Regions from separate parts of the Homo sapiens genome. Here all the other regions are linked to region 3. Evidence: read pairs that join two places in POLR2A ChIA-PET (ENCODE). Cell type or tissue: CD4-positive, alpha-beta T cell. All regions are shown on one strand.

What was found. ChIA-PET counts read pairs that join two places held together with the same protein. Peaks named below come from ENCODE experiments on the same cell type or tissue, not always from the same donor. Only the 100,000 strongest peaks of a DNase experiment are listed, where the experiment ranks them.
Region 1: POLR2A ChIA-PET joins it to region 3 with 14 read pairs; 4 of 35 experiments call an interaction of 5 or more read pairs at or near these places.
Region 2: POLR2A ChIA-PET joins it to region 3 with 23 read pairs; 9 of 35 experiments call an interaction of 5 or more read pairs at or near these places.

What each region holds. Positions count from the first base shown.
Region 1 is chr11:61,000,037-61,008,036 of GRCh38, forward strand. CD6 (CD6 molecule) reads left to right here. Exons shown (of 13, transcript NM_006725.5): 2 at 6,538-6,606; 3 at 7,524-7,874. It overlaps LOC105369326 (a long non-coding RNA gene), which reads right to left. Exons shown (of 2, transcript XR_950155.3): 2 at 3,326-4,909. Among named protein-coding and RNA genes, the nearest start is that of CD6, 32 kb to the left of the region's middle. RefSeq lists an enhancer at 7,228-7,936 and a silencer at 7,678-7,877. In CD4-positive, alpha-beta T cell, no CTCF peak of the experiment used is centred here; DNase peaks (open chromatin) are centred at 2,775, 4,485 and 4,945; H3K4me3 peaks cover 1,025 bases; H3K27ac peaks cover 4,564 bases.
Region 2 is chr11:61,022,953-61,030,952 of GRCh38, forward strand. LOC105369325 (a long non-coding RNA gene) reads right to left here. Exons shown (of 2, transcript NR_188502.1): 2 at 5,911-7,443. Among named protein-coding and RNA genes, the nearest start is that of LINC02954, 28 kb to the right of the region's middle. RefSeq lists an enhancer at 3,231-3,796 and a silencer at 5,725-5,784. In CD4-positive, alpha-beta T cell, no CTCF peak of the experiment used is centred here; DNase peaks (open chromatin) are centred at 879, 3,529, 4,659, 5,609 and 1 weaker place; H3K4me3 peaks cover 2,615 bases; H3K27ac peaks cover 5,067 bases.
Region 3 is chr11:61,108,573-61,116,572 of GRCh38, forward strand. CD5 (CD5 molecule) reads left to right here. Exons shown (of 11, transcript NM_014207.4): 2 at 6,484-6,522. Among named protein-coding and RNA genes, the nearest start is that of CD5, 10 kb to the left of the region's middle. In CD4-positive, alpha-beta T cell, no CTCF peak of the experiment used is centred here; DNase peaks (open chromatin) are centred at 2,329, 3,409 and 4,729; H3K4me3 peaks cover 693 bases; H3K27ac peaks cover 5,777 bases.

The DNA of each region.
Region 1 (8,000 bases), 110 kb before region 3:
GGGAGAGTGAGACTCTATGGCAAAATAAAAATAAAAATAAATATAAATATAAATATAAAAAACCAGCACATCACAGCATTCTGGGGCTCCAGTGGATGGAAAAGGGAATCTAGAACCATCTAGTTCCAAAGCATGGACTTTAGTCTCCAGGCAGTATGGTACTTGAGATAGTTTTATTTAGGATAAGTTCCCAGATGTGGAATTACTGGATTGAAAGAGCTTGGTTTGCTGTTGTTGTTAAGGCTGTTGGCATCTGTGTTTGCAAACACTTTCTGTTGATTTTTTTTTTTAACTATACTTCTAGCAGGTGACACATGCACCTGGCTGCACCACTTGTAGATTCCACCTCCATGTTTCCATCGTCCCTTTCCACCCTGCCTCTGGCTCTGTACAGCATCTCTTCATCCATCATCCACTCAACGAGCATTCAGGATGCAACCGTGTTTTCCTCAGCACCTCTGACAGTGCCGGAGGACAGAAAGTAACCTCAGGTGTAGCTGGTGTTGACCTGACACTGGTCACTGGGCACGGCCAGGGCGGCATTCTGGGGAGTGCCTTGTTTCCCCACCAGGCTTGCTCTGACACTGGGCTGGCCAGCGGGAGGCTCAGCTTTCCCTCGATGTCTATGCCTCCTTTCTCCACAAGTCCCTCACCTCTCAGATGCCCATGGGACATCTCAGGAGCCTGGGTGACACAACAGGAGTATCAGTGTCCCGTTCCGTTTTCTCAAATTCCAGGCAACAAGGCTCTTTCGTGCCTTCATTCTTCCTGTGCTTACAGTCTCCTCCGCAGCCCGTTCCACTGGAGTCTTCTTCCCACTACCCCATTGGAGGTTCTGTCCCACTCGGGGACTTCTGCATGGGACTGGCCTGAAAAAGCCGCCTCCTTCCTGGGCTGGGGTCGGCACTCCCAACCTCTTTCTTCTCCTATTCTGAAACCAGCCGCTCCCCTCCATCCCTTCCCTGTCTTGTTCCATCACTTTCCAGAATTTGGGACACAACTAGAGATGATTTTCAGGGGCACACAGTATAACTTCAGGTGGTAAATGAACTTAGCATTAAATAACACTGAATCATGTGGCAATAAAAGTTTAAATAATTATTATTTTTCAATGTTTTGTCATTCCTTCTGATTCTATCAGATAGTCTGATGATGATGTGTCTTTTTTTTTTTTTTTTTTTTGAGACGGAGTCTTGCTCTGTCGCCCAGGCTAGAGCGTAGTAGTGGCGTGATCTCAGCTCACTGCAACCTCTGCCTCCTGGGTTCAAGCGATTCTCTGCCTCAGCCTCCCGAGTAGCTGGAACTACAGGCACCTGCCACCACGCCTGGCTAACTTTTGTATTTTTAGTAGAGACAGGGTTTCACCATATTGGCCAGGCTGGTCTCGAACTCTGGACCTTGTGATCCACCCACCTTGGCCTCCCAAAGTGCTGGGATTACAGGCGTGAGCCACCGTGCCTGGCCGATGATGTGTCTTTTAACATCTCTAACATGGCTTTATTTTTAGTATGCTTGTTTTTACAATTACCTTCTATTTTAAGCAAGTCATATAAATCGTCCCTTTAGGTTTTAATATCTTCTTATTTTTTTCATATCAACATACATACCTAATTTTACATACATAGAATCATATCATACATGATTTTTAAAGTACAGCCTTTTACCTTCATTGCTTGCTTTTCCTCCCCCTATCTTCCATGGCTGTGACTGTGTCCCACGACCAGCTGCATAGTTTGCAGGGCCCAGTGCAAAACGGAGATGCAGGGCCTTTGGTTCAACAAATGATGAGGAATTTCAAGATGGCAACAGCAGAGGATTCAAGCAAAGGCCGGGTCCTTCTAAGCACGGGGCCCTGTGCACAGTCCACCAGCCTGTGGAGCTGGCCCTGCTTGGCCCCTTCCCCTGAAGCCCACTCTTAATTTTTCCATTTTGATTATCTGCTGTGTGTTCTCCCACACTTATCTTCATGTTCCTGCAATCATACCAGTTCACAGAGGGGGTTTTTTGGCCTTGCTTCACAAAAAATGTATCATATTATATTCTCTTCTCTGCATCTTGCTTTTCCTACTCAACACAGCTTGGAAATCCTGCCAACCCATCTGGGTCTATTTCATTCTTTATAAAGGCTGCATAAGATGCCATGCTGTAAATGGACCGTAATTGATTCAGCCGTTTCCCCTGTGAATGGGCATTCACTCTGTTTCTAACATTTTGCCATTCAAAAATCTGCAGTGGACTGGGTGCGGTGGCTCACACCTGTATGCCCAGCAGTTTGGGAGGCTGAGGCAGGCAGATCACTTGAGGTCAGGTGTTCAAGACCCAACCTGGCCAACATGGAGAAACCCCATCTCTACCAAAAATACAAAAAAATTTAGCAGGGTGTGGTGGTGGGTGCCTGTAATCCCAGCAACTTGGGAGGCTGAGGCAGGAGAATTGCTTGAACCCAGGAGGTGAAGGTTGCAATGAGCCGAGATCACGCCACTGCACTCCAGCCTGGGTGACAGAGCAAGACACTGTTTCAAAAAAAAAAATCTGCAGTGAACATTTTTATGATCAGGTGTCTTTAATGATGTAAAAAAGCAAATTCACAGGAAAGGGTAAAAGTTTGCTCTTACTCTGTTTTGTGTTGCTATAACAAAGTACCACAGAGTGAGTAATTTAAAACAAAAAGAAATTTATTTCTTATAGTTCTGCAGGCTGGAAAGCCCAAGATCTAGGGGCCACATCTGATGAGGGCCTTCTCTCTGCATCATAACACAATGGAAGGCGTCACATGGCCAGAGAGTGCACGAGAGACAGAGCGAGGGACGGTGGAACTCTCACTTTTACGACAAAACCACTTCTGCAATAACCAACACACCCCTGTGATAACAGCATTAATCCGTTCATGAAGGCAGACTCCTCATGACCTAATCAACTCTTTTCTTTTCTTTTCTTTTCTTTTTTGAGACACAGTCTCGCTCTGTTGGCCAGGCTGGAGGGCAGTGGCGCAATCTCAGCTCACTGCAACCTCCACCTCCCAGGCTCAAGCAATTCTCCTGCCTCAGCCTCCGGAGTAGCTGGGATTACAGGCATGTGCCACCACACCCGACTAATTTTTGTATTTGTAGTAGAGACAGGGTTTCACCATGTTGGCCAGGCTGGTCTCGGACTCCTGACCTCAGGTAATCCACACGCCTTGGCCTCCCAAAGTGTTGGGCTTACAGGCGTGAGCCACCACGCCCAGCCCTAATCAATTCTTAAACATCCAACTTCTCAACACAGGTCATTGGGGGATTAAATTTCCAACACATGAACCTTGGAACACATTCAAACCATAGCAGGCTCCTTTTCAAATAAATTTATTGCAGCAAAAAAGTGAACCAATTTAAAGAAAAGTGTGAGGCACAGGGCCAGGCAAAAGTGGTAACAATGGGCCGGGTGTGGTGGCTCACGCCTGTAATCCCAACAATTTGGGAGGCTGAGGTGGGCAGATCACTTGAGCTCAGGAATTTGAGACCAGCCTGGGCAACATGGGAAAACCCCGTCTCTACAAAAAATATACAAAAATTAGCCAGCATCGTGGCAAGCGCCTGTAGTCCTAGCTACTCGGGAAACTGAGGCACGAGAATCGCTTGAACCCAGGAGGTGGAGGTTGCAGTGAGCCGAGATTGTGCCACTGCACTCCAGCCTGGGCGACAGAGCGAGACACTGTCTCAAAACAAAAAAGGTGATAATGATGTCTGAGAAACGCTGATCTTCCATTCGGCCCTCTGTGAAATGAGGCCTGGATGGAAAGACGGTTCCAGGTAATTTCTGCTTTTGTTCCTGTAGCACAGAAGTCAGAGAACAGAGAAGCCAGGTTCCCTTCTTGGGATAGGGGATGGGAGAATGCTTGACACAAAAATAAAGCCCTCGAGGTTATCCGCTTTCAACCAGCTGCCTTGGAGCTGGCAGCTGCTGCTCATTCATTCAGTCAATCAACAAACATTGCCTTGGACACTGTGGGGGACACAGGGCTGACCCAGCCATGGGCCCTGCCCTCTAGGGTTTTCTGATCTAGGAGAACACATTTTTGTCTTTATGCATGAGAAAGTGGTTTTCCAGACCCAGAGAGAGAGATGATACAGAGCAGAGCTAAAGCCCCCCTGCCCCACACACATCACATTCACACACACAGTCGTAATCACATATGCACACAGTCCCTCACACACACTCATATGCACACACCTCACAGTCATACACACTGCAGCCATCATTCAATCCCCCTCCCCCACCCCATGTAGTAACATTGAAAACTACGCAGGAGCACTGGGACGGTTGCTGTGGGAACCGGGATTCTGAAATCCTAACTTGTGGGCATCTGAATTCTTGCGCTGAACATTCTAATACATCAGCCACAGAGTTTATGCTCTGAATTTGGAGTCATTTCTCCTCCAGGGGCTCAGGCTGGGCAGCCAGCCAGGGAGTTAGCGAGGACGGCAATTAGAGGGCTGAAGACTTTCTGCCTGATGATGAAGAGGCCCACACGGTTTCCTGGAGAGGGCTGTCTGCCAGGGTGTGCACGCGCACATGCACAAGCTCAGGCTCAGGGGGTATGTCCGTGGAATCTGCTCAGGTGAAGCTCCAGGAATGTGTAGTGGTCATGTCCGAGTCTTCAGGCTCTGTATCGGTCAGGCCGGACTAGGCAAGGCTGTAGCAACAAGGACACCCCCAAATCTTCATGGTTTAACATGATAAGGGCTTACTCCTTACTCACACAAAATCCAAGCTGGGTCAACATCCCCTTCCCTCTTGCAGTTCCTCCGCAACCCAGGGCCTCTAATATCCTTCAACAGGGAAGACGTAAATGGAAATGGCTCACTGCCTCTTCCCTGCTTTGGCTCAAAAGCAGGCAGACGTCTTCTGCCTAGGCTTCAACCAGCCCAACCTAAGTGCAAGAGAAACCAGGAAATGCAGAGGAGTTCATAGGCAACCACAACAGTCCCTGCCCCAGAGCCTCCCTTTGTGCTTTGCAAGCCCAAACATCCCAGCCCAGAGGGGAGGCAAGTCCTTGGAGACAGTTTAAATCCGGGCTCTGCAGCTTGCTCACTGGGTGGCCTCAGGCCCACGCATCAGTTGGGTTCCCACCAGGAAACCTAGAATAGGAATTTAAAGGGGACTTATTTACAGAAGAACTATTTACAAAGGGTAATGCAGTAAGTAGAATCTAAGAGCAACTTCTGGCCAAAGGAGACACAACCAGGGAGTGGTCAGTGAGTCCGAGTAGGAGACAGTCAAGGAGAGGTCACCTTGAATAAGCAATGTCCTTCACATGAGGGACACAGCCTACCCGAGGGACCTCACAGGGGGGGCCAGAGGAATAAGTGTCACATCTTCGCTCTCCTCACTTCTGCCTAGCTCTGCTAAGGCTCCCCATTGGCTGAATCTGACAGAAGCCATAAGGCCCAGGAAGACAGGGGTTAATCCAAACAGATCAGCCTCCCAGGGCAGAATGGATAGTAGCTCTGGTGGAATAAATGGACCCTATCTGGCAGGGACAACTGATTTTTGCTTTTGGAGCCTCCTTTTCCTAATCTGTAAAATAAGAATGCTAACACCTGCCTCATTGCATTGTTGAAAGTAAATGGAATAGGCTGGATGTAGTGGCTCATGCCTGTAATCCCGGCACTTTGGGAGGCTGAGGCAGGCAGATCACCTGAGGTCAGGAGTTCGAGACCAGCCTGACCAACATGGAGAAACCCCGTCTCTACTAAAAATACAAAATTAGCCAGGCGTGGTGGCGCATGCCTGTAATCCCAGCTACTCAGGAGGCTGAGACAGGAGAATCGCTTGAATCTGGGAGGTGGAGGTTGCGGTGAGCCGAGATCAAGCCATTGCACTCCAGCCTGGGCAACAAGAGCGAAACTCTGTCTCAAAAAAAAAAAAAGAAAGAAAGAAAGAAAGTAAATGGAACAATATATGCAAATATGCAAATACCTGTCCTTCATGAATGCTAGTTTCTTAGTGTCTGAAGGCACTTTGCAATCCAGTGGTTCCCAGTCCAGGATGTGTCAATTATTCTAAAGTCTGATATGAAATTCTCAAACAAATTCTATAAACAAAATTTTCTTTTTCTAAATCACTCCCACTTTCGAGCTTTTTCTATATGTCAAGTATTTCATAGGCTGTCTCATTTCAGTCTCACAATATTTTCCTAAGAATCATAGCTGAAAAATTGGGACTGGCACAGAAAGATTAAGTCACCCATTCATGGTCACGAAGCCACTTTGTGTGTCTGGCCCCAGTGCCCACTGCCTTTCCTCCCTGTTCTACTCCGATTTCTGAAGCTGTGTGTGCAATGAATAGGTAAAGCGGAGGATCCTGAAATGCCAATGTTTGAGAACTTTCCCTACCTTGAAGGGAGGCCAATGCACCCAAAGTTGAGGACCACGTCTTTTCCAAAGGCCTCATGTAGCCACCACAGGCTCCAGGAAGTGCCCCCTGCTCATCAGGGTGTCTCTGTGGTCTCCAGGCCTGAGCTCACTCACCCACCATGCTGCTGCTGGTTCATTTCAGGTCATCCATCTCCAGCCCCACCTGACCAGCTCAACACCAGCAGTGCAGAGAGTGAGCTCTGGGAGCCAGGTGAGCAAACATTCCCTCTGGGGGTCCATGATCAGCTTTCTGTAGGTGGTCCCCCAGGGTAATAAAGAAGGGAAATGGACATTTAGGATACCAGGGAGGCTCCCTGACTTCAGACAACACTTCTTCCTGACCCATCACCTGAAGTTCCACTATCAATTCACTTTGAGGTCGTAGAACTACCATTTTTGAGAGGACACTGATAAGTCACATACAGGTGGGCAGGTATGCCTGGAGCATTTTAAGGGGATTTGTTGAGAACAGGCTAGAGTTCTTGGTGGGGGAGGCAGGGTCCTTGATTTACTCAGCAGACGTTTATTAAGGACCTACTGTATGCAAAGATGCATGCTAGCACTGGGGGTACAATCCTGGGCTAAAAGGGGCAGGTGGTTCCCATAGAAGGGGTTCTGGGGAAGTGAGGACCACCATCAGCTGAAGCAGCCCATCATCAACCCCATGGCCAGCCGCTTCACAATCCTCCAAGGTTCCCTAGTCACTGTGACAGCCTCTAGGACAGTACCCTCAGAGGAGCAGAGGGGCCTTCAGGGGAAGCATGCGCCCACTGGACCAGGGCCCCTGAACTCACAACTCTGCCTTTCTTTCACAAACGGGTGCCCCTGGAGACAGGAGCAAGTGAGGAGGGTTTCTAGGGGGCTGGACCCCTAGTTGTCTGTCACCCATCTTAACCTCTAGAGTCACTCCCAAGCCCCACCTTCGGCTGACTCTAAGGAGAACCACAGGGTCAGGCCTCAAGGTGGGCTCAGGGATGAGCCAGCCCGGCTCCATTTTGCAGACTGGAAAGCTGAGACCCCTAGCCAGGCAGGGCGTTGTCAAAGTTCACGCACAGAGTCAGTGGCAGAGCCTGGGCAACCCTCTGCCCAGGCCCCACCGGTCTCAGCTCTCTGGTCTGACACTTCCAGGGGAGCGGCTTCCGGTCCGTCTGACAAACGGGAGCAGCAGCTGCAGCGGGACGGTGGAGGTGCGGCTCGAGGCGTCCTGGGAGCCCGCGTGCGGGGCGCTCTGGGACAGCCGCGCCGCCGAGGCCGTGTGCCGAGCACTGGGCTGCGGCGGGGCGGAGGCCGCCTCTCAGCTCGCCCCGCCGACCCCTGAGCTGCCGCCCCCGCCTGCAGCCGGGAACACCAGCGTAGCAGCTAATGCCACTCTGGCCGGGGCGCCCGCCCTCCTGTGCAGCGGCGCCGAGTGGCGGCTCTGCGAGGTGGTGGAGCACGCGTGCCGCAGCGACGGGAGGCGGGCCCGTGTCACCTGTGCAGGTACGAGCGCACCCCCTACACGGGCCCCCACCTGCCCCACTCCCCAGGCCTTCAGCCACTGCCCCTGGCTCCAGACCCTGGACGCAAGCCTCGCCCTCCAGACCTCCACCCCCACCGCCTACCAGT
Region 2 (8,000 bases), 86 kb before region 3:
ACCCAGCAATTTGACTGACAGCTCTGCAAGCTCAGGCAGAGAGTGATGCACAGGGAATTCCTGGGAAGCTGATGCCTGATCTGGGTTGTAGAGGATGAATAGGAGTGAACCACCGACGTGGAGAGGGAAAAGCATTCCAGGCCAAGGGAATGACACGAGCGAAGACACAGCAAGAAACTGCACGGCTCGCGAGGTCAAGGGAGGTCCAGTTTGAGAGGAGATGAGGCTGGGGATGGTCAAGTCTCACACCAACCCCATTTCATGGGTGAGAAAATTGAGGCCCAGAGAGGTTAAGTAAAAAGCCAAGGTCACACAGCTAAATAATGACAGTGCTGGGACTTAAATACAGCCTAGCTTCAGAGTCTGAGTGTTAATCATGGCTCTTCCAGTGTCCCTGTGCCACCACAGCCACACGGCTGGGCATTATTACCAGAGCCCCAGCCTAGAATCTGGAGACACCGGCCTATCTGCCCACCAACAGCACAGGCACCGGCTGCATTCTGGGATACGGGGTTCGGGAATGTAGAATCATCACTACCAGGCACCCTTATAGAGCCAGCTCTGTGCTGAGCTCTGGGAGGCACAGAAAGGAATGGAGCCTGGCCCTTGCCGCTGGGGAGTTTACAGGACCTGGGGCAGAGAGAGACCAGTAACTGCCGTTCATCAACATGGTGATGATGACGGTGGGTAGCATTTACTATGTGCCAGGTATGTGTTGTTTCATACAATCCTCATAAGGGCACTCTGAGAAGGTATTATTCTCCCTAATTCGTAAATAGGGCAACTGAAACCCCGAGAGATTAGATGACTAGCCAGAAGCCACACAGCTTGGCAGGTAGCACAACTTTTCCACCTCACTGCAAAGCCCCAGTGTGAAAACACCACGCCGCACAGCGAGGGCTCATGATAAGCATGTTTAACCCACATGAACTTAAGTGTGTGCTCAGCAGCAAACAGAAAGACAAGGGGCAACCCAGCCCAATATTTCCCTTGGTTGAACAAACACCCAGGAGGAGACAGACAGGAGCTGTGGAGCCTCCGTTCCCTCAGATCCTGGAAGCCGTTCATCCTGTGGGTACCTTGCCATGCTGGGTGAGATTTTAGCTGTTGGGGATTCATTTTTCATACACGGTGGGCCTGAAACAAAGCCCACCATTTCAACGAGCTGCTCTAATGCTGCAGGGAAAACACCTGGTTTGGAGCCAGAGCAGGGCAGACTCACATGCAGGCGTCTTCCTAAGGGAGTGTTCTTTCCTTTCCCTCACTCCCTCCCTCCCTGTCTGCCCTCCTCCCTCCCTTTCTCCCTCCTTCCCTCCCTCCCTCCCTCCCTCCTTCCCTACCCTCCCTCCCTCCATCCCTTCCTTCCTTCTTCTTTCCTTCCTTCCTCCCTTCCTTCTCTTTCTCTCTCTTTTCTTTTTTTTTTTCTTTTCTTTTTTTTTTTGGGATGGAGTCTTTCTCTGTCACCCAGGCTGGAGTGCAGTGGCAGAGTCTCATCTCACTGCAACCTCCGCCTCCCAGGTTCAAGCAATTCTCCTGCCTCTGCCTCCCGAGTAGCTGGGATTACAGGCACACATCACCACGCCCAGCTAATTTTTGTATTTTTAGTGGAGATGGGGTTTCGTCATGTTGGCCAGGCTAGTCTTGAACTCCTGACCTCAAGTGATCGTCCTGCCTCAGCCTCCGAAAGTGCTGGGATTATAGGCATGAGCCACTGGGCCCAGCCCTTTCTTTTTTTAAAATGGGAAATACCTTAACCGTATTAAAACTCCAACAACATGAATTCATACCATTAAAATCTTGCCCCCTCCACCCTGCCCCTTCCTCCCCACCCGGCCCACCCAAGGTAAACACAATTGTGTCTCTGATGTAGAAAGAAGCAGATGTGAACCCCTCTTGCTGCCTACCCCTTCTTATACAGAAATGACGTCCGGGCACCCTCTTGGGCTCCTTGCTTCTTTTTACTTCTCTGGTATCCCAGATAACGTTCCTAAGGGAAGAGTGATGCTACCCATATTTGAGTTTCTCCCACATGCTGTCCAAGCAGATAACTTTTGCCTCATGTAGGGCTCCACCACACCACTACAGAGGCTGTGTGGACAGAGAGGAAGAAGCCACTAACTGCCAGGGTTTAGTGGGAAAAGCATGACAAAAGAGGGAACAATCAAGTCGGCCATTGAAGGTTGTGTAGGAGTTTGCTGGATGGATGAGTGAAGGATGTTCTCAGTAGCAACACGTGCAAGTATGGTGCATGCCGCCTGAAGGCCAGGGGAAAAGGGGGTGCGCAGGTGGGAAAGACCATGGGGAGCATCTCCAAGGGTCTTGTGTAACTTGACCCTTGTCATTGTCTTAGACCTGCTGGGAGTTGCGAGCAGTTTCTAAGGCAGGGAAGTGATCCGATGAGACGGATGCTCTAGAAAGGTTGCCGCTATGAAGCGGAGGGAGGTTTGATGGGGCTGGGGCCTGGAGGAAGGGAGGCCAGCTGGGGGGTGGTCAGCACTGGGAGATGGAGAAGAGGGAACGAGTTGGAGACGGATTCAGGACTTGGAGAGTGATCACAGACATGGGAGATGATTTTCCAACACAGCAGCCTCCAGCCATGATGACAATATGACGGTGACATTAATGATAGCTTCGATTCCTGAGGGCACACTCAGAACCTGTGTGTCGGGCACTGTTCTGAGCACACTGCAGGTACTGACTCATGTATGCTCTCAACAGCCCCATGAAGAACCAGCATCATCCCCATCTTATGACTGAGGGAACAGGCTCAAGAATGTTCAGTTTTTCCCAGGGCTATCAGCTGAACATGGTGTGGCTGGGCCCTGGCTGCCACTGCCCCTGCCCTCCTCCTTTCCATGTGAAGGTACAATCCACACCAAAGGCTCACTTCTGTGCCTCCCAATGCCCAGCTGGAGCCACACACAGCTCTTCAGGCCCCACAATTAATTGGCATCCTCCAGACATCTGAGAGAGCCCAAGGGGACCAGGTCAGGAGCACGCTCTGGCAGGATTATCCCACCAGGGCCCACATGGATGTGGCTCTCAGGCTCCGAGGCTGCTCCCAGGGAGCACAGGTACTGGCTTTCCTTCCTTGGCAGGGCATCACCTGCGGGTCCCTAACCTTGTCCCCTGGAAACCTCACCTCCGACGTACACCTGTCCATCCCCCACCCCTCCCTATCGCCCCATCTGCGGTTTCCACTTCCGCCCCTCTCAAAGACCCTCTTCATGGTTCTGGTGAACGGACAGAGCGGCTGGAGCCCGTGTGGCCACCTGGCGTGGACCTCTCTTGGCCGCCGTCCCCGGCCCCCCGTCCTCGCTTCGTGAGGATGGGATGGAGTCTCCAGAGTGGGGAGGTGCAGGGGAGCCCCAGGGAAGGGATGGGTTGAAAGAAGCTTCAGTGGAAAGTTCATCTCCCGCCACATCCTTCAGCTGTTTACCAGTTTGACGGAGTTCTGGCATCCTGACATGAAAAGAGGCTCACCTCTCACCAACATCATTGAGGAAGGACCGAAATAGCAACAAAGGGAGACAAAGGAGGGGGGCGGGGGGTGGGGAGAGAGAGTCATGAGACAGAGAGGAAAAGAGGAAGACAGAGGGAGGGAGCGGTGTGCCTGAGCAGACAGTGGAAGGCAGGAGCAGCCAGACAAAGCCTTTGTCTTCCCTGGCCCCGAACCCCGCACTTGCTGGACCCCTTACATTGTGGCCTCACTTAATTCTCAAAACCTCCCAGAGCCTTAAGGTCTCCTAACGTCTGTTACCTTCCCTGTGGGAAAAGTGAAGCCCAGAGAAGTCATGGGACTAGTTCAAGGTCACCCAGCTAGGACCAGGGGAGCCAGGTTCACAGCCAGTCAGTGCAGCTACCACGGGGCAAGCAGGAGGGCGGGGAGGAGAGAAGATGGAAAGGTGATAGGCTGGAGGGGGAGAGGGTGGGTGGGAGGCCGGGAGACCATGACACGTTCTGTCCTGGGGAAGGATCCCCCACCCCCTCCGCAGAGGACCCGGGCCCTATCCTGGCTGAGGGCAGGTGCCCCCTCCCTGGCTCCCTTCCCCCAGCTCGTCCCACTTGCCCAGCCACCCACCAAGTGCAGAAGGAGGGGGAGGGGAGGGAGTGGTCCCCAGGGCCATGGGCTCTGGCTGAGATTCATTTTCCTTCAAGCCCCCTGCTCACAAAGAGTCCCTCTACCTGCGAGGTCTCCTGCCTCCCCTCCCTACGCTTAGCCCGACCAGGCCCACAATCACTGCCTCCTCTTCATTCTTCCACACAGTGGGGAGACAAAATGATCCTCGTCCAGACACTCACAGACACATTCCCCTCCATGGCCTCCAGGTCACACACACGGCTCTCCCTAGAAACAACAGCACTGGGTCCATGGGGCTCCGCTTCCTTCCCATGGCCTCCCCTCTGGGGTGACCATCCCTCCCTCCAGGCCTCACTCTCTGCCCTGGTTTCAAGGCAGGTGAAGGCTGTTTCTTATCTGAGGATGAGATACTAAAATAACTGGGGTCAGTAGCCCCCCTCAACTTTTCTGCATAGCCAAGACACAGCAATACCCTTCATCGCATCACTCCGATAGTCACCCTCTTTTCCCCCTTCTGTGGCCGGTGCCGTGACTTCCTGCAGTCTGCTCTGCGTTTGCTGCCCTTGCCTGCAGTCCTCCCACCTTCTTGGCAACCTGAAGACTAGGTGGGTGCATCCTGCGTGCAGCAGGAGAGACTCGGTACATGCTAGAGATGTACAGCCCCAGACGCATGTCTGTCCCTGCAGGACCCTCTCAGCTCATGCCCACGCTCACCCTCTAGCAAGAACAACCCATCCTGTAAGAGAGCCCTTCTGTGGTCCAGGGCCAGGCAAGGCCACCCACCGCAGCCTTTCGTCCCCAGGCCACCTACCCTGGGGATAGCTAGTGTAGGGCTGGAAGCAGCCAAGTCCTCCTGCTAACATCAAAGCCCCTCTGGCTGTGGGGACCCCTCTGAAGTACATGGGTGATGGCAGTAGCATTAACCCTGGAGCTCTGCCCAGTAAAAACCCCAAGATCCCCTCCCTCCCTTCCTGTTCCAGGAAACTCACCTCTTCTGCCCATACTCAAGTCTTCCTACTGCTTTGTCAAGCTCTCTTCTCCTTTCCTGATTTTATGGCTTGTTCTTTCTTTCTTTTTCTTTTTTTTTTTCTGAGCCAGGGTCTTGCCCTGTTGCCCAGACTGGAGTGCAGTGATATGATCATAGCTCACTGCAGCCTTGACCTCCCAAGCTCAATCAATCCTCCTACCCCAGCCTCCCAAGTACCTGGGACTACAGGCACACGCCACCACTCCTAGCTAATTCTTTCTTTCCATTCTTTCTTTTCTTCCTTTATCTCGCTCTCTTTCTCTCTCTCTTTCTTTTTCTCTTTCTCCTTCCTTCCTTCCCTCCTCTCCTCTCTCTCTCTTTCTTTCTTTTGACACGAGGTCTCACCATGTTACTCTCAAATGCCTAGGCACAAGCGATCCTCCCACCTCAGCCTCCCATAGTGCTGGGATTACAGGCATGAGTCACTGTGCCCGGCCTGCCTGTTCTTTCACTGAGACATGTTTGAGATTTGTATGCACCTTGCACGCACCCAAAAGCACACTTTCCTCCCAGCCCCTCACTAGTATCTGGCAGAGAGCCCAGAACCCTGACTCTGCCCCCGAGAGTGAGCTCCCTGCACACAGGCTGGCACAGCCTTGTGTCACCACTTTATTGACTGTTCTTAACTCACTGACCCAAGGCCTGACCATCCCAGTGGGATGAAGCCCCAGGGGCAGAAGGAAGTTGATTTAAGGCAACATTTGTCAAAACTGTAATCCATGTACATCTTCACAGTTTTTGCTTTATCTGTAGACCATTTGTTCTTTGGGTCACTTGATAGTTTTTCTTTAAGTGGACTCACTTATTTAAAACTTAAATTTATTTAAAAAGGAATTTTTAGACATCTTAAAAAATATCTGGCAGGTACTTTTCAAAAATGCCAATGTCATAGAATACAAAGACTCAAAAACTGTTTCAGATGAAAAGAGTCAAAGAGGCATCCCGAGTGAAGGCAAGGCATGACCTGACGTTTTCTTTTGCCATAAAGGACATTACAAGGACAGGCAGTGAAACAGGAAGGAGGTCTAGTGACTACAGGGTTATATCAGTGTTAGTTCCCTGATTTTGAAAAGTGTACTATACTTATGTAATAAAATAGTCTTGCTTTTAGGAAATACACACTGGAGTACTGACACATTTAGAGGTAAAAGAGGCCTGGTGCGGTGGCTCACACCTGTAATCCCAGCACTTTGGGAGGCCGAGGCAGGCGGATCACCTGAGGTCAGGAGTTCAAGACCAGCCTGGCCAACATGGTGAAACCCCATCTCTACTAAAAATACAAAAAATTAGCCGGGCGTGGTGGTGGGTGCCTGTAATCCCAGCACTTCGGGAGGCTGAGACAGGAGAATCGCTTGAACCCGGGAGGCAGAGGTTGCAGTGAGCCGAGACCACGCCATTGCACTCCAGCCTGGGTGACAAGAATGAAACTCTATGGCAAAAAAAGGAAAAAAAAAGAGGGATCCCAACTGAACGCAAGGCATGGCCTGGGGTTTTCTTTTGCCATAAAGGACATTACCAGGACTGGCAGTGAAAGAACAGCATGCTTTTAAATAATTCAGAAAAAAAGTGTGTGTGTGTGTGTGTGTGTGTGTGTGTGTGTGTGTAGGTAGGTAGGTAGGTAGGTAGTTTGGTGGGGAAGGTAGGGGGAGACACAGAGAGAGAGATTGGGAGAAAATATTAACACTAAGGGAATCTGGGTGAAAGGCATCCAGGAACTCTACTATGCTCGCAACTTTTCCGTATGTCTGAAATTGAATTAAAATTTAAAACAAACTCAAGGGAAGCTACATTGCCATTATAAATGGAAAACCAGTATCACTTGGTATACGTTGAAGATAATTGTAAAATAAAGTAATGCTGTTACTTTTGCTGGACACATTCGTCCACTAGAGTCTGAGTCTAGGACCCGCCTGTTCTTGGTTCTGTGTCGAGACGGGCAACGATGAGAGGGGTTAAAGACATCCTCGAACCAACCCGAGACACTCTCCTTTCTGTCATGAGAAGGACTGGTGCAGAGCTGAAAAGGGCATCATTTTCTCACTGTGTGATTCTGTGATCTTCAGAGTCCTGTCCTATGGCTTCAAGTTCAGGAACATTTGTTTCGTGAAAGTTTAACTGACACTGTCAGGGCCAGTTCCAACATGCAGCCCTGGCTCTGAGAGAGAAAACATGGTCCCTGCCCTCAGAAGCTCAACAGCGTGGGCAGTCATGGGTCCTGGGATGGAAGAGCTCGCTTCTCTGGATCCCAAAGTTCCTGGAGTCCCAGGAATCCAGAGGGGTGATTCAGGGCCAGCAGGTACCCCAGGAGCAGACACCCAGCAGTAGTGGCTCAGAACTGGCGAAGACAAAAGAACATCATCAGTGTGCGAGAAGTAAGGTGGCAGGAACTGGGCCCACAGTCTTTCACGGGGCAGCCTGATGCCCTAATCCATTTAGTGTTTGTTCTGATTCTTCCTGCTACCCGCTTCCCATTCTGCTTCCTTCTGACTGCCAAGGCGCCTTTCTATCCATCTTTCTTCAGGGCATATTTCATTTTCTTAATTAACTTTTTATTTTAGAATCATTTTAGACTTACAGAAAAATTGCCGAGTCATTTTGTACACCCCATACTCAGTTTCTCCTATTGTTAACATCTTACATTAGCATGGTAAATTCATCACAATTAATGAACCCATATTGATACATGATTATTCACCAAAGTCCACATATTATTTGGATTGCTTCAGGGTTTCTGTTTGGCTTGGTTTGGTTTGGTTTGGTTGGTTGGTTGTTGTTGTTTTTTGATTGCTTGTTTGTTTGTTTGAGATGGAGTTTCACTCTTGTCGCCCAGGCTGGAGTGCAGTGGCACGATCTCGGCTCATAGCAACCTCCGCTTCCCAGCTTCAAGTGATT
Region 3 (8,000 bases):
CGTTTCAGAAAAGAGGGGCTTCTGACCTTTCAAGTCAGCCAACATATAGGATTCGAGGAAGGAAAATCCAGAATCCTACCCAAAACACAGGCAGATCTATTGTATTTCATGGACATCGATGGCTGTAGCTATGGGGAGGTCTGTGGACTGTTAGAAGGAATCACTGTTTACGGGAAAAAGGGAACACCTGACTTGCAAACTACACTAAATCAGTCATAGGTGTTTTATCTGTGGAACAAAGTGGTGATAGCACCCCGTCTTCTGAGGCTCTAGAAAGAAATGGGGTCTTCTGTGAAAAATCCTTGTCCTGGGGTCTGCACAGGGTAAGGATGCTGTCATTTTATTATCATCGGTCATTATCACAGGCCTGTGAATCCGGGTGCCTGCCAAACCCTAAGCAGGCCACACCCTTGCCTCCATTTCCCAGGGTGCAGGGGCGGCAGGACCTAGGAGTGAGCCAGAGGCAGGGGCCAGGAGTGCAGGTTACAAAGCCAGCCGCCCTGGGCTGAATTCTGGCCCTGCCGAGTTCTCACTCCCATGCACCACGACAGCCTCCTCCTCTGTAAACTGGGACCCATCATGCAAGTCAACAAATATTCATCTGTAATTCCAAAGCCCAAAAAACATTTGTAAGTTTCTGGCAAATGCATTTGGTGCAAATCCTGACCTGAACGAATGGGAGGCTATTTATAATCTTGACACATCCCCCTTAGTGTGAAACTGCATATGTTTCGCTGCAGACACTGCCATGTGTTTGAAGCCAGGTCTCTCCACACACATGGCGACCGTAAGGTGCCAGCGAGGCGTGGACGAAACAGAAGTCAAGGGCCACCGCCACTGCCTGGGGCCTCCAGAGATGCAGCCAGTGGAGCCAGGATGTCCTATTTTTCAAAAACGCCTGGATCTTGAAATGTGTTTAAAAAGCAAAACAAAATTAAAAGAAACCTTTTTTTTTTTAATTTGGCTCAAAAAATTTTTAAACACTGTGCAGAGCAAATAAAACTCATGGGATGCCGTAATGAGAGCCAAAGTGAGAATTATCCTGAATACTGTGGGGGCAAGAGGAATGAGAGGGACAGGGAGGAGGATATCCTCACCAAGACCTCAGGGCAGGCAGGGCCAAAAATATTGTCTCTGCCAATGCAAAGACAAGAGACGGGAGCTCCAGGGGTGTGATAAGCCGTCTGACTTCTTTAGCCCTGAATTTTGCCTGGGTTTGCCCAGTCCAGGCCCTAAATTGTGGGAGCTGCAAGGGGAGGTGGGCAGGAGAAGGAAGGGGTCTTCAGAGAATTCTCATCCGTAGCCCCAGTTGCTCGGGGTGAGGGGTGGCTGGCGGATAAGGAAACGGCATAGCACTTCCAGGCCTCGGGGGCCTCCTGGTCTGGAGTCTCGGGGATTCTGTCCACAGTTTTGGCAATAGCAGGAGCCTCAGGCTTCATGAGGCTAGGAAGGATGGTGCAGGAGTAAGCTGTAGAGCCCCCAGAGGGGGTCAGGGAGACCCTGAACACAGACCGCAGGGCTCAGGGGATGGAGGGTGCTGGTCTGACCCCTGTGAGAAGCAACTAAAAAATAGAAATAGGTTATGGACCCTCAAAACCTCAATGTTCATTCTGCTCCCTAGATTATAAGTGAAAAACAAACAAGCAAATAAAAAAAAAACCTGAACATATTCATGGACAGGCTGAAAGAATATACACAACACACTCAGGAAGCTTCCAAGTCAGCTGTACATCTCACCGCCCTCCCTCCACCAGCTGCTGAAATCCATCAGGAGCTAAAGATTATAGATCACAGGTGTTTGAACCAGGGGGAAGGTGAGGGACTGTGGAATCTAACTTCCTTACTTTACAGATTAAGAAACTGAGCCCAGAGAGGCTGAGTGGCTTGCCAAGGTCACACAGCACTTCATAGCTAAGTCTTCTCACTGCATGTTTTACTGACTGAACGGAATCACAAGTTCATTCCCTTTGATCAGGATTGCACACCAGGGTGGTGCAGGAATCAATGAAACCTGGGGCAGGCCATCATGGGCTTCCTGCTGGAGGGAAGGGAGGCAGTTTGGGCCTCACTGGCAAAAGCTCAAGACTCAGTGCCAGGCGGCTAGGTTTGAGTTCGGGCCCCAGCACTCATTAGCTGCTTGGACAAGTCATTTAACCCCTCTCAAGTTTCCTGGTCTGTAAAATCGGGACCAAAATAATAGCACCTACTTCATAGCACTGTGGTGAGGACTGGGAGAGTTAATGTGTAAAAGGCCCGGAAGAGTGAAAACTTTTAAAGTGTTGGTGATGGTGACAGTGATGGTGATGATGATGGTGACGGTGATGGTGATGATGATGGTGACGGTGATAGAGATGGAAGGAGAGGAGAGGAACTGCTGCTCATCTGGGGACCAGACAGGCACCCAGAGGAAGGTTCCAGGGCGACACTCTAGAATGCATAAATATCTTTTTTATTAAAGCATTTGTTAGAGCATTTTTTAAAGAATTTCACTTGGTTCTCCAGCTTGTTCAGTCTTTCCTGAGAATGTTCTCTGAGCAAGACCTAGGCTGTTCTGTGTGGAATCTGCCAAGATTGTCAGGCCCAGTCCCTGTCCCCAGGCCTTCAGGGTCTGGCTGCACGAGCGCTTCCAGGTCAGACCCAGGTGGTGTTCATCTCTGCATCTCCAAAGCTGGCACTCTGGAGGAGCAATTGGGTGGCTGGGAGCAGAGAGCATGGGTTTTGGAGTCAGACACATGGTTCGACTCCACCTGCCAGCCATATTACCCGGGACAGGGCATTTGCCCTCTCCTGACATTTATACCAGGAACGTACTCAACTCTCGTGATGGGGCTGTGTGGAAGATTAACAACAATATCTGTGATGAACCATACCGTGGGCTAAGTATGCAGCAGGTGCTCAACAGTTGGCAGCTGCTGTTAATAATGAACGTTGAGTATGATGACTCGGGAAATAGAGATGCTCCTTGACCTACAGTGGGGTTGCCTCTCAATAAACCCATTGTAAGCTGAAAACATCCTAAGTCAAAAATTCATTTAATACCCCGACAAACCCATTGCAAACTTGAAAAGTCGTAAGTTGAACCACCCTAAGTCTGGACCATCTGCGCGAAGTTTCCAAGTTAGGAGAAGGAAGTGGTGAGCCCCATGGCTTGGCTCTCTGTGCTCCTGGACAGGGAATCTTCCCACTGGGAAAGCTCCCCGAGGGTCTGCTGCCCTGGGCACAGCTTCCCCCAGCCCACCCTACTCCACAGATCAGTAGCACCAGCTCTGAGCACTAGGCCAGGAAGCACTGGGCTAAGCCCTTTACACCGATTAGCTCATCTCATCTTCACAACGGCTCTAGAAAGCTAGTCCCATGCTCATCCTCATGCTATGAGTGAGGAAATCGTGGCTTGGAGGCACAGAGACAGGACAGACGTGCTCCCCAGACTCTATAGGCAGGAAGTGGCAGAGCTGATACTCAGAACTGGAGCAGTAGAAAGTCATCGGTGACTGAAAACCCATCCTGAGCTGTGTAGCACTGAAGGGCAGATATTTGGACTCCCACTCCCCACAGGTGGCACTTCAAGCTGCCTTAGCCCTCGAGACTTAGCCAGAGGGATGACTCCTTCAAGGCAGACTGCCCTGCTCCTGATGGGCAGCTGGGATGAGAGGGAGGTGGGAATGAGAGGTCAGGAGTGAGAGGTGAGGGCAGGACAAAAGGGCCTCCTTCCTGATTTCTCTCGCTAGCTGGACATCTCCCTGATGGCCTCCTGAGGCTGCCCTGCCCACTGCAATAGATCAGATGATTGGCTGGGCGCGGTGGCTCATGCTTGTAATCCCAGCACTTTGGGAGGCTGAGGGGGGTGGATCACCTGAGGTCAGGAGTTCAAGACCAGCCTGGCCAACATGGTGAAACCTCATCTCTACTAAAAGTACAAAAATTAGTCGGGCGTGGTGGTGCATGTCTGTAGTCCCAGCTACTCGGGAGGTTGAGGCAGGAGAATTGCTTGAACCAGGGAGGCAGTGGTTATAGTGAGCCAAGATCATGCCACTGCATTCCAGACTGGGCAAGAGAGGAAGACTCTGTTTCAAAAAAAAAAGAAAAAATTGATCAGACGATTGACAACTAGACCATCCTTTTCCACCCAGGCCAGAGCTCTGTACACTTCCCTGTTGGTGAGAATAACCTTCCCCTTCCAAGGCCCGTGACTCCTAGAGCAACAGCCACGAAAGGATCTTGCAGATTCAGGGGAAACTTATCACATGGCCATGATGACTTCATTACAAAGAGTCTTGATTCGGGGACAAGGATGAACTGTGGAGCACATCACCCCTTAAAATTCAACCGCCAGCTTGAGAACACTCAAGCAAGAACAGCTTTTTCAAAGCACACCTATTTTTTAAGAGACGGGGTCTTGCTATGTTGTCCAGGCTGGACTCGAACTCCTTGGCTCAAGTGATCTTCCTGCCTCAGCCTGCTGAGTAGCTGGGACTACGGCCTTGAGCCATTGGCCCAGCTAAACACACCTATTTTTTAACACCAAGCAAAAATTTCTCACAAACAATTTGAACACAGCCTTTCACTATTAATATATAAAGCAGTCTCCTTGACCCAGTGCCGTAAATCCAAGAGTAAACCCAAGTCGGACAGATGGAAATCAAAATACCGTACTTGCACCTAACTGATCACGCTAGGTGGTGAATACAGAGGTTAAGCTTTGAAGCCACGTGAGCTTGCTACTTCACCTCGTCCCCACCCAAATTAAACCTCTTCCCCAGCCACAGATGAGCTGCTCTGCTGAGAGCCCCGCAATGGGCAACTTTGCCCCCACTCCACAGTGAGACCAGGCTACAAGGAGGCAGAGCTTCCACGTGGTCCACATGGGGGAAGGCTGGTTCCCTGCAGACCCGTGTTCCCTGGGCCTGTCGCCTTGGCTCCCTTGTCAACTAGCTGGCTACACTACTGTGGGCAGGTCACGCCATCTCTTTGAGCTTGGTCTTCTCCAGAAATGGGCAGCTGTTAAAGATAAGTGGCTGTCATTCTTATCCTGCCTTGGGAATGCTAGAAAGTAGCAAATGTTCTCTTGGTTCCCTTTCTTGCTCATTTCTTTCTTTCCTTTTTTTTTTCTTGTAAAGACAGAATCTCACTCTCTCACCCAGTCTGGAGTATAGTGGTGCAATCTCAGCTCACTGCAGCCTCCACCTCCCAGGTTCAAGCAATTCTCCTGCCTCAGCCTCCAGAGGAGCTGGGATTACAGGCATGCATCACCACGCCGAGCTAATTTTTGTTATTTTTAGTAGAGACAGGGTTTCACCATATTGGCTAGGCCAGTCTCAAACTCCTGACCTCAAGTGATCCCCCCACCTCGGCCTCCCAAAGTGCTTGGATTATAGGCATGGGCCACCGTGCCCGGCCCCTTTCTGGATCATTTCTCCATTCTCTAGAACTAAGGAGCTCAAACTTTTTTGAGTGGAAACATGCGGGACATTTTTACATTGCAACCCCCAACACACAAAAAGTGATCAGTGCATTCTGACATTCTCTTTTTTATTTATTTAAAACAAAACAAACAAAAAAAAACAGGGTCTTACTCTGTCACCCAGCTAGAGTGCTGTGGCATAATCATAGCTCACTGCAGGGTCCAACTTCTGGGCTCAAGCGGTCCTCCCACCTTGGCCCCCTTAAGTGCTGGGATTGCAGTCATAAGCCACCGTGCACGGCCTCTCTATTCTACTCCATTTCATTTTTAAAAAAATTGATGGCCTGAGTGCTGTGGCTCACACATGTGAATCCCAGCACTTCAGGAAGCTGATGCACGAGGATCACTTGAGCCCAGGAGTTCAAAACCAGCCTGGACAACATAGTGAGACCCCATCTCTACATACACACACACATACATGCATACATACATACATACACACATACATAGTAAAAAAATTAGCCAGGCATAGTGGCTCATGCCTGTAATCCTAGCTACTCAAGAGGCTGAGGTGGGAGGATTCTTTGAGCCAGGGAGGTTGAGGCTGCAGTGAGCTGTGATCATGCCACTGCACTCCAGCCTGGGTGAGGAGAGTGATATCCTGTCTCAAAAAGTAATAATAATAATAATTGATGGTTACATTATTACAAAGGTTAGCATGAGGGAATTTGAGGTAGGGAGTAATGGAACTGGTGTATACCTTGATTGTGATGGTGGTCACACACATCTATATATGTGACATTCACGGAATCATGCAGTAAAGAAAAATCAATTTCACGTCTGTTCATTTTAAAAGTAACGTTTTTTAAGAAGAAAAAAAATCGATAGTTGCAGCCCACTAGATAGAATTCATATCACTCAGGGGTTCCAACCTGGAGTATGAAAATTCCTGTCCCTAAAACCCATGATAGTGGATAGGGGGAGGCAGAAAGGGCCATTGCTCGGGCTGTGGGTGGGTGAGCTGGGGAGAAGGGAGAGAGTGGGAGGTTTCACTTCCTGACCCTCCTCTCTTCTTTCTGCAGTCGCTTCCTGCCTCGGACGGCTCAGCTGGTATGACCCAGGTAAGGAAGAGCCACATGGAGAAAGGCCTGGGGCAGGGGGAGAGTGGGGCTGTGGTTTCATCAGGCCATCGGGGACCTCTCGATGAAGCCATCACTTCTGCCAGAGTGAACCCCACCCTATAGAGAGAGTGAACCCCAGCATACACACAGGCACATAGATGCAGACACTGCACATTAAGATGCTCACATGCAGGTGGGTGCCCTCGACAGCCGTAAATCACCCACAAATGCCAGATCTCATGATAATTATTATGACCCGCTCACCATGCACAGAAGACATCCCAGCTCATAAATGTACCTTGCAAAGTCTTATTTCCCACCCAATCCTGACAGATGCTCCATGGTCAAAGATGTTTAGAGCGGAGTCTGCAGAGAGAGGCCGCAGACTGATGGTAAAGTGTGTGGAACGTCCAGCCTTAGACGTTGGAGTTTAGTCGTAGAGGCTGTTTCCCAAATAGGGTTCCATGGAGCATGTTGGACAAAGGGCAGGCAACACCGCATCTCCCACTGAAGACTGACAGTGTACACCGGCCCAGTAAAGGATCTGAGAAATCCTGCAGCGAAGAAATACATGACACTTTTTAACCCAGCACTTTGCACCCTTATTTCACCACAGACCTCTCCTTCACATTGACTGGGATAACATCGTGCTGAATGTACCTGGGGAGAATTGTGGCTGAAGGGTCTTGAGATGCCACTGTGCAGCCAGAGGGGGTGACAGGGGCCTTGGCAGGCCCTAAGCACGATCTGGGCCCTGCACTGACATCCTAGCTCCAAGCTTTGGCACACTGCTTGACCTCTTGAGCCCGTTTCCCCAGCTGTGAAATGGGAAGAAAATCTCTTGCCTGGTGAAGCGGCAACGAGCCAGCTCGCTGGGCGGACAGCCTGCAAATCACCCCACCAATGTTAGGTGTTGAGACGCGCTCGTTCTCCCTCTAACCAGCCAAGTGCCCTTGGCGAGCCCTGGCCCTGAGCTTTGGCCCCAGAGTGTCCTCGTCGGAAGAAAAGGGTAGCCTGACCCGTGGTTCCCGACCAGGGAAAACCTCCCCCTCAGAATCACCTGGGAGAGCCTTTCACATTTCTAAAAATTTCTTGAATCAGTGACACATTCATCCAGCTCAAAAATTTAAAAAAATATAAAAAGATCTGTAGTGAAGAGTCTCACTTCCATCTCTATTCCCGTCTATCCCAGTCGCCCCCGACGTCGACCCCAACACCCCAGGTAATGACTACGTTTATTTGTTTCTTGCATATTCTTCAAGGAGCTCTTTATGCAAATACACACACACACACCCCACACAGACCCCACACACACACCACACATACACACAACCACACCACACACACACACCACCACAAACACCACACACACACCGCACACCACATACACACCCCACACACACCACCACACCACACACACACACCACCACACACACACCCCACACCACACACACACACCACACACACCACACACACAC